Linked DNA regions of Homo sapiens: region 2 is linked to region 1. Evidence: chromatin contacts called from ENCODE Hi-C or POLR2A ChIA-PET data. All regions are on one chromosome and are shown on one strand. Each heading gives the region's core, a stretch centred on a gene start or an enhancer-like site at or near the end of the contact. The rest is flanking DNA. Distances are from core to core; before and after follow the strand shown.

Region 1 (4,863 bases), core at 1,106-3,605:
TCTTTTGCAGTCCCCACTGATCCCTATAGTCTCACAATAAGCATATTTCAGCCATAGAAGTTACCTGCTTGAGCCTAAAGGCATTTGGTACATATCTGAAAGCAGGTGAATGACATACAACAGATCTATACTGCAAACCAAGGAATGTGATGGTAGTTACAGAGGAGCTACAGGATCTGCACGAAGGAAATACCTGTGGGTGAATGCGAACATTCATGGGGAGAGCCTATGCCATAGGAGAAGAGTCAAAGACTAGGTTTACAGTCTCAGCTCTTTGGCCTCTCAGTTTTCTTTATATATATCCTGAGATAAACACTTCTTTTTGCTCATTTATTCATCTATAATGATTTGCATTTGTAAAATATTGCATAGTTTACAGATTTTATTTATACACATATATTTTTACACAATCCTTAGGACAAAATTTAGAGGCAAAATCAGCACCTCTGAAAAGCGGATAACTCACGTTGCTTGGTAAAATAGAGGTTGCTTGACACTTAACTGCATGCACCTTCTACTAAATCTGATGGCTGAACGTTACAAAATGTTGGTGTAAAATATTCATATAAAGTTTTTTTTTAAAAAATGTATTCTCCCCACCCCAACATTTGAGTAATATGAGAGAGAAGAATAAAGTTTTAGATCCTGGAAAAAATTATCAGTTAACATGAAGACAAAGAATCTGAATGACCAGGTAAAAACGAGTCCCAAATGTCATTTGCTTTGCTCTCCCAAACTCTCTTAAAGAGGACGTACGCATCTTGTTTAGTTTAAATCTTGTAGGTTTGCTCTTTCAAGTATTGGAGTGTGCTAGATCTTTTTGCAGGCAAAGTAAAGGCTCACAGAGCCCAGGAAAAGCATGTTATTAACACATTGTTTAAGATGCAATAAATGTGATCATAGAATGCTCAGAAAATGGAAAAATCACAGGAAAAAAACCTAAAAGATTAAAAGATAGCACGAATTAGAGCAGAAGAAATGGAGGCACCTGTTTGGAAGGAGGGAGCCAGGTATGAAAAGGTATAGTCTGTTCAAGCCCCTCATTACTAAAACTATATTTGTGGAAGATGTTTACTGGCAGATCAGACCTTGACACTTTTATTTAGAGAATCCAGATGAAACAAAAGTGAAAATCCTGCAGTCTATCTAAAGAACTATGCCTGGTCAATCAACAGGCTAATGAGCAGGCAATGTCAGACACTGTCACTCATTGTGAAATGGAGTTAGCTTGTTGCTCAAAAACACAGAGGTGTTTCACCAGCCCAGATGCTACTGAACACGGGGCAGAGAGGCATAACCTGATTAAGAAAATTTAAGTACACCTCCTTGTCTCAGCTTCTATATATTTATTTGTGAAGTTATAGAAACCTTTGGGGATGTTTTGAAAGGTGCATGAGGCATTCATTAGTCTCTCTGAATTCTCACTCTAGAAAACAAATGTAGTGATTTTTTTTTCACTGAATTTGACATGGCTCTGGGACAAATCAATGATAGAGTCCCAGCCTCCCTTGGCTTCTACATGTTTATTCCAGGGTTTTCTGGGAAGACTGCTTTTCCGCTCTTCATGAATAGTTCATGTGCTAGTCTCCAATGGAAACAAAGTGACATTTCTTATTACTGTTGGCTGTTGGAAAGCAACTGCAAAGGGAGTGCCTTGAAACAATTAGTCCTCTGTAACTGATTATTTAACAATGTGTATTTCCCAAGAGCTGTTTATCCTCAAAAGGAAGCAGCCAAGACTAAATATGTACTGTATCTAAGCAGACACCTGCACTGAACCCTTCTGGATACTAAGTGGGAATTGAAGGGGGATTATTAATTTGATCCAATATTCCATTTGGGATGGAATCTATATTTTCTATGAGCAAAGAAATACGTTCCATTTCTTACGATACCTCAAAAACTATTTTCATTTGGGAAAATCTCTTCATAAAAGATGGCTTTAATTTTAAAACTGAAATTCAACATATAGCAACGAGAGACACATAGAAAACAAGAAAAGAAAGGGTAAAAGGCAGGGTGGGGTGGAGAGTAAGAGAGCGAGTGAGAGAGAGAGAACTGTTTGTTATTTTAAATAAGAGAAATGTTTTATGTGTTTAAGACACTCTAGTGACCACCAAAGGACAATTTTTAAAAAACAGGTGGAAGAAACTGTTGCTATCTTTCAATCACTTATTTCCCAACCATTTAGCAGCTTAAGACATGGGGATAGGAATGAAAATGATTTTAACCAACTGGCTCTTTAAGTCTGAAGATGGACTATATATTTTTAGCTACAAATTCCATGTTGTAACTCCCCTCTCTGAAATAGGGAATGATTCAAAACGTGCCAGGGAACATCTCGAGACCAGATGCTTGTACAAACGAACATGTACAAGTCAGTCACAGAGAAACAGTCAAACAGTACTCTGGAGAATGCAGTCTCATAACTGACATACTGAGAAGTGTCATATCCCAACACTGTGCAAAGCTCTGCTCACTTGCCAGGTTAAGCATTCCAAGAAGAATGCGTTTCAGATTTTGGAAAGCTTCTATGCATATGAACCTTCTCCACAAACGTATTTTCTAGCATCTCCAAGCAGCTCATGTCTATTACTGCTGGCTACTCTCATTATCTTACATGGGATTCTCTCTACATGTGAGAAAATTGTCAGTAAAATTCTAACACAGTAAGTGTGAGAGAACTCCTAGAAGAAAACCTGAAATAAATGCTGTATTTCAGCCTGAATCTGACTGGTTCAGGTTAAAAAGAATATTTCAGCACATAATTAGAGCTAGGAGTGATATGCAAAATATTTAATAATGAGTGTGGCATAAGCATTGCCCAATCAGAATGGCTGCAGGTCTAGCGCTGCACTAGCATCCTGGAGGATCCCTGTCAGGAAGCCTAGAGATGCTTCTAACCTCAGTGGATGGAAGCCTGGAACACCTGCAAGGTTTGGACAGTAGCTATTTTCAATATTTTAACTGATAGGGTTCTGCCAGGGCCTACCAGCTGAGTATAAACCCCAGGTGATTATTACCAATAAATGATGATATAAATTTGGATATACCTTGGCCTGAATAGTTTAAGAAACTTATGACCTATAAGTATTAGCATGAATCCCCTTAGAAATGACAAACTCAACTCAATTTTTTTAAAATAGAGGTTATTGGATTAATGGAACGGGAAAATAAAAAATATTAAACATAGTTTCTTATGAATTTCTTGTGGACAATATAGAGACATTTGGTTATATGATAGATCACAAGTACTATTCTAATAAACTGAAATCACACTGATAAAGTTTCCTAGTTTTGTGACAGAAGCTGTCATTGGCCTTGTTCAAACTTATATCAATGAACAAGCAAATTTAGAAAGTAAGTATAGTGGACGTCTGTTACTTTGGCCTGCCAAGCACTGTTGCCCCCTTCTGTTGGTCAGAGAATCCTTTCTTCTGGCAGGAATTCCACTCCATGTGGTTTTTTATGAAACCAACTTGACTCTTTCCATTATTGGATGCTGTTCATGACCCAGGCCTGGCCAGAGTATCTGTTACCCTGTGATTTGTTCCTGCATGGGATGTGACCCAGGATGGTACCATCTGGTCTTCCATAGGATTTTGTTATCTAGGAATAAGCTTTTTCCTGCTGGGGCTGGAAAGCTGGCAGGAGGTGAGTCTTGCACCGTGGCAGCCACCATGATCAATGCACTTGGAAAGCCCATTCAGTGTTAAGGAAACATAGAACCCCAAGGCCTTTGGAATCTGGGCTCAGTAGGCATGTAAGTACAAAAGTACTTTTCTTCTCTCTTGAAGTCAGAGTCCCTCTTTTGACATAAAATAAAGCACAGTGAAAATCAGGATTTGTTAACCTCACATCATGGGGAAGTGGCAAAAACACAATTATCATGATCATGCTCACATGTTATATAGTAGCTACTGGAATTAGGAAACAATTCTGATTGAATAAACTGAAAGGGCATTTTCACCTTCATTCTCTATGTTCTGCTCACTCTTGATATCCAACAGTTTAATTTTTTAAACTATCAAGAAAATGTAAATAATAAGGATAGACCAATAAGAATTTGAGTAAAAGTTCAGTTCTTGGGCGAGAAGAAGTCCTTATCGTTTAAAGAAGAGTATTCAACAATAAAAATTAACAGTAAACATTTAGAATGATGATTTTTAAACCTTACATTTGCATTTGTATCCATAATGCTTTGCAAAATATTACACATACATTTTCCTAAATGTGCAAATGTATTGTAAGTTTGGTAGTTCACCTTTGAAATTTTAGGAAGTGATAAATTTTAGGTAAATATTTTAGATAATATTTTAAGTGATCAAGATTTTCTTACTTAAAGTGCATCAGACACTAAATATCAAAAAATCAGGCTACACATAGTGGCTCATGCCTATAATCCCAGCACTTTGGGAGGCTGAGGTGGGAGGATCACTCGAGGCCAGGAGTTCAAGACCAGTCCAGGCAACATAGTGAAACCTTGTCTCTACAAAAAAATAAAAATAAAAAAATAGCCAGGCATGGTGGTATGTGCCTGTAGTTCAGCTACTTGTGGGGATGAGGCAGGATTGCTTGAGCCCAGGAGTTCAAGGCTGCAATGAGCTATGATCACGTCGTTGCCCTCCAGCTTGGGAGAAACAACGAGACCCTGTCTCAAAGGAAAAAAAAGACTGTAGAGAAAGAGGACAGAGGTGGCTAGAGATCCTGAGATCTCAGATTCTAGAATGTGTGTTTAAAAATATTTTTTAAAAAACTTAAAATGATCAGAATACTATACAAATACCATCCCTTTCAATCATAGTTTTAGAGCACCTATGACATCATAATAATCTAGATAAAAAGTAAGTCAGTAATCTCCTC
Region 2 (4,863 bases), core at 685-3,184, 36 kb before region 1:
TGGCCTGAGCTGTACCTTAGCCCCTTAGAGTCATGACTGCACACATGGCACACAGCAGCGGGGCCCTGGACCAGGTCTAGGATACCATCTTTCTCTCATAGGCCTCCGGGCCTGTGATGGGAGGGGCTGCGGTGAAGGTCTCTAGCATGGCCTGGAGATATTTTCCCCATTGTCTTGGCGATTAACATTTGGCTCCTCATTACTTATGCAAATTTCTGCAGCCAGCTCAAATTTCTCCCCAGAAAATGGGTTTTTCTTTTCTACTGCATCGTCAGGCTGCAAATTTTCCAAACGTTTATGCTTTGTCACCTCTTGAATGCTTTGCTGCTTAGAAATTTCTTCCGCCAGATAACCTAAATTATCTCTCTCAAGTTCAAAAGTTCCACAGATTTCTAGGGAGGGGGTAAAATGACACCAGTCTTTTTGTTAAAGCATAGCAAGGGTCACCTTTACTCCAGTTCCCAACAAGTTCCTTGTCTCTATCTGAGACCACTTCTGCCTGGATTTCATTGTCCACATCACTATCAGCATTTTGGTTAAAGCTATTCAACAAATCTCTAGGAAGTTCCACACTTTTCCACATTTTCCTGTCTTCTTCTGAGCCCTCCAAACTGTTCCAACCTCTGCCTGTTACCTAGTTCCAACGGCGCTTCCACATTTTTGGATAGCTTTATAGCAGCACCCCACTCTCTGAGGTACCCATTTACTGTATTAGTCTGTTCTCACACTGCTATAAAGAAATACCCGAGACTGGGTAATTTATAAAGAAAAGAGGTTTAATTGACTCAGTTCCACACAGCTGGGGAGGCCTCAGAAAACTTACAATTATGGCAGAAGGCACCTCTTCACAGGGAGGCAGGAGAGAGAATGCGTGCAAGCAGGAGAAATGCTAGATGCTTATGAAACCATCAGATCTAATGAGATGCACTCATTATCATGAGAACAGCATGGGATAAACTGCCCCCATGATCCAACTGCTTCCATCTGGTCCTGCCCTTGACACATGGGGATTATTACAATCCAAGGCGAGATTTGGGTGGGGACATAGAACCAAACCATACCAATGGTTGAAAGCATTGTTGATTTTCCACAAGCATTCTTCAAATTCTACTAAAAGCTGAGAATTTACAGAACATGTTAGGAATCTAGCAAGAGACCATGGCAAATTTTGAATGTCACAAAAAATTTAGTCAATGTAATTTAGGAAAACTGACATCTCACTAACAAATCTTTTTTTTTTTTTTTTTTTTTTTAAGACAAGGTCTTGCTGTGTCACCCAGACTGGAGTTCAGTTGGAGTGCAGTGGTGCAATCACAGCAGTGGTGCAACCTGCCTCCCAGGCTCAAGCGATACTCCCACCTTAGCCTGCTCAGTAGCTGGTACCACAGGCGTGTTTCACCATGTTTGGCTAGTTTTTTATTTTTATTTTTTGTACAGATGGGGTTTTGCCATGTTGCCCAGGCTGGTCTTGAATCCCTGAGCTCAAGAGATATGCCCACCTTGGCCTCCCATAGGGCTGGGATTACAGGTGCAAGCCACCATGCCCAGCTTCAAATTCTTTTCTTGGTAAAAACTTAAGTGATGCTGAAATCTAGCTTTATTAATACATGAAAACAGAATTGCAGAAGTATATCTGATTAGCTATGTACATTTTGTTTTAGAAAGCAAACTTCTTAACTTCCAAAAAAGTACCATATTTTCCCATCTATTTCACTTATTTCCATTTTTTCTTAGGAAAATGCTGAAACTGGGGTACTAATAGTGATCCATTCACATTGTAGATTTCTGGATGGGCAGCATTAATCAAGCCTCTGATTTCATTTGTATATCTCACCTACTTATCTCATTTGAAAATAGAATCACTGGGTAGGGACTCAGCAGAATTCAGTAGATTGCTTAATATTTGGCATGCCTTGCCTCACAGTAAATGTTACATAAGGATAAAGCTAACGCATGCATTCTTAAAGAGCTGCTGGCCCTTTAAATTCTTTTGCGACCCAGTCAAACTCTTGACAATTGCTGGGCTTTCGTCACAGACAGCAACTCAAAATTTGTATTGCTGTTCCTGACATCGCCTACACTGGCTCTCATTCATGGTCTCTACAAAGGATCTACTGTATACTTCTAATGGTGTGTCTATAAAGCTTGGTAATTGTGACCTTTATGTTCAGCCAATAAAATATGTTAAATTGTGCCTCTTGTATCTATTTATCCTGATGTTTCGGAAGCAAGTAAGAATCTCAATTAAATAGTTACTAAAATTATTAAATACATAAAAATAAAAGCAAGGCATTCAGCTCATTAAAGAGGAAAAGGAGTTAACATCAAGATTTTTCAGAAAACATGAATAAGTATCTTCATTTTGCGAAAAATGGCATTCTCCCGTGGTTCTTAACATTTCTGGGAGTGTAGAAGCAATAACTTTCTTGTGGGCCTGAAACTTACCTCTGTTGGTATAATCATAAAAAGTCTATTAGAAAATACCCAGGACCTAAGAATTACAAACAACTTTTATAAAAGTGAAATTAGAGGGCAATGCTCTAGGTATGTAGGCTAGTGTTTGATTTCTGCTGCCACTTCTGGAATACTATTATAATTTAGTCCTTTCTCCCCTTTCTACTCAAATGATCCCTTCTTGGGTTGGCATCTAATCTGTATTGTTAAAAAAATATGTTTTAAAATCAGTGGTTTATCTGCTAAAAATAAAGTGTAATTGCTCTAACCATGATCTAAAAGTAAACAAACATGTATTTCCCCTTGAATTAGAGTTGTTTTTTTTTTTGGAAACAATAATAATATTCTAAATTGTGTATGATAATAAGTGAATTAGTTTCATGTGCAAAGGACATCATGAACATTAGCAGAAACAAATCTTCCTGAAAATACTCACACACATCCAAAATTTTTCTTGTACAACAAACTTTTCACATGGGTATGACCTAATTAAATTGGCTACAGCAATAGACAAAACAGGAAAAAAATAAAACTGTCAGCCTTAAAAATTGTGCAAACGTTACTGATTTATTTCAGGATTTCTCTCAGTGTTGTGAAGTGATAGGGTAAAAGCTAGATCGGGAAACAAAATCCATGCTTTAAAATCCATCTCTGAGGACCCATTTGTTAAAACAGTGTATTCTCCCTCTTGTTTGTTTTTATATCTAGCCTTTTGTGTTTCAGGAAAGGAACTGCCTGCTGAAAATAACTTGCATGTGAAAGCTGCATGTTTTTTTTTCTTAAAAGCATAGAAATATACAGTAAATATTGTGAATCTTTTAGATGTGCTGCAGGAAACACAAATGCTTAAAATGGAAAGAAAAGAATGTTTAAACGCAGATTGTATGACATTTGCCTGTGTCCAGCCCAAGCTGGGCAAATATAGAAAATGGACTTTCATTATCCAAAGTACTCAGCTGTGGAGGTTTCTGACCTCAGGATAAAAACAAGTCCCCGTTCCAAACACTGCATGTTAAATCTCAGGCTCCCTTTTGTATGCCAGTCTGTGAAAGAATTATAAGAGAGAATCTGGATTCTCAATTATTTAATCCAATATTGCTGATCACCCACTACGTGCATTGGCAAGCACTGAGACGTAAGGATAAAATATTTGGCTCCTAATCTCAAGTTACTCACAAATACAACAATACCTTACAATATAACAGCTTAACTGTTTTAGAAGCTGGACCTATATAATCCATCTGTTCTTCCTATTCTTTACCTAGTGAAAGCTTACAGGGAAGGGAATTCTTTCTATGCATTACCATTTTGATTATTTTGTTGGCTCTCCTACTATAATCATAAAAAATGCTTTCAAAAGTCTTTTGTTAGATTGGGCGTGGTGGCTCATGCCTGTAATCCCAGTGGCTTGGGAGACCAAGGTGGGAAGATCACTTGAGACCAGGAGTTTGAGACTAGCCTGGGCAACCTAGAGACCCCATCTCTACAAAAAATAAAAAAGAAATTAGCCAGGCATGGTAGCACACACCTGCCATCCCAGCTACTCAGGATGCTAAGCAGGAGGATTGCTTGAGCCCAAGAGGTTGAGGCTGCAGTGAGCCATGTTTGCATCACTGCACTGCAGCCTGGGTAACAGAGCCAGACCCTGCCTCTAAAAACAAACAAGAAAGTGTCCTCAGTAATATTTGGATTGACCATACCCACTATTGATGGTAGCGATGGCCCATCTGGAGTGGCTACTGCGGAGATGCTGGCTGCAGAAGGGGAGGTATGGCTGGGCTTTGAACTCCATAGAGCTGGTGGGGGGCTGGCAGCAGGCAGGTGCCACTGCAGCCACCCAAGCTGCAGCTGCAGACCTGGGCATCTCTGCACTCTCAAGGGCCCAGGAAGCCCCCCACTGCCCCTGCAGGCCCGCTCCCACTGCCTGGCCTCTCCACACTCCCAGTGCCTGCTCCAATCTCACAGCAAAGTTGAGGCCAAGCCTGGGCACTGTTGCAACCCAGCCAGGCATGCACACACTCAGGGAAGCACTGACATACTAGCCCTCTGCTGCCTTGACCCCCTCCAGACTTAGAATGCCAATGAACATGGGAGGGAGGCTGAGGGGGGCTGAGGGCAGCTCAGCACTGGCCTGCAGGCACCCCTCCATATGAATGGCCTGGGCATCATGAACAGTGGCATGAGGCAGACTGGCTCTGGAGTAGAGGGGGAAGGCCCCTGTTGAGGCCCCACCTTCAAGCTGGGGAAGGCCTGAAGCCTGGGGGCCAGGCTGTCAGTCCTGCAAACTGGAGTGGGAACTTATGGTGCTTTTTCTAGGCCCACCTATGGCCACCCATGAACCAATCAGCATGCACTTCCTCCCTCTGAAGCCCATAAAAACTCCAGATTCAGCCAGCCTTGAGCACTTGA

Evidence for each region. Hi-C counts contacts between places; a loop is a spot of excess contacts on that map. ChIA-PET counts read pairs that join two places held with the same protein, here RNA polymerase II (POLR2A). Pooled maps may share reads with other maps.
Region 2: a map of cardiac septum shows a loop between it and region 1 (3-fold over the local background). The contact joins two enhancer-like sites. A Hi-C loop is called at or near these places in 9 of 168 maps with a recorded cell type or tissue (Right ventricle myocardium inferior, aorta, cardiac septum and 5 more) and 10 of 50 pooled maps. POLR2A ChIA-PET finds 5 or more read pairs at or near these places in 3 of 52 experiments (MCF 10A and WTC11).

Annotation. Positions count from the first base shown.
Region 1 is chr5:91,108,408-91,113,270 of GRCh38, reverse strand. All of the region lies in intron 87 of ADGRV1 (adhesion G protein-coupled receptor V1), which reads right to left. Among named protein-coding and RNA genes, the nearest start is that of LUCAT1, 200 kb to the left of the region's middle. Within about 2 kb of position 2,355, at least 3 of the 41 ENCODE cell types and tissues checked have a DNase peak (open chromatin) inside an H3K27ac peak, as active enhancers do.
Region 2 is chr5:91,143,567-91,148,429 of GRCh38, reverse strand. The region is part of intron 87 of ADGRV1 (adhesion G protein-coupled receptor V1); the gene reads right to left. Among named protein-coding and RNA genes, the nearest start is that of LUCAT1, 170 kb to the left of the region's middle. Within about 2 kb of position 1,934, at least 5 of the 41 ENCODE cell types and tissues checked have a DNase peak (open chromatin) inside an H3K27ac peak, as active enhancers do.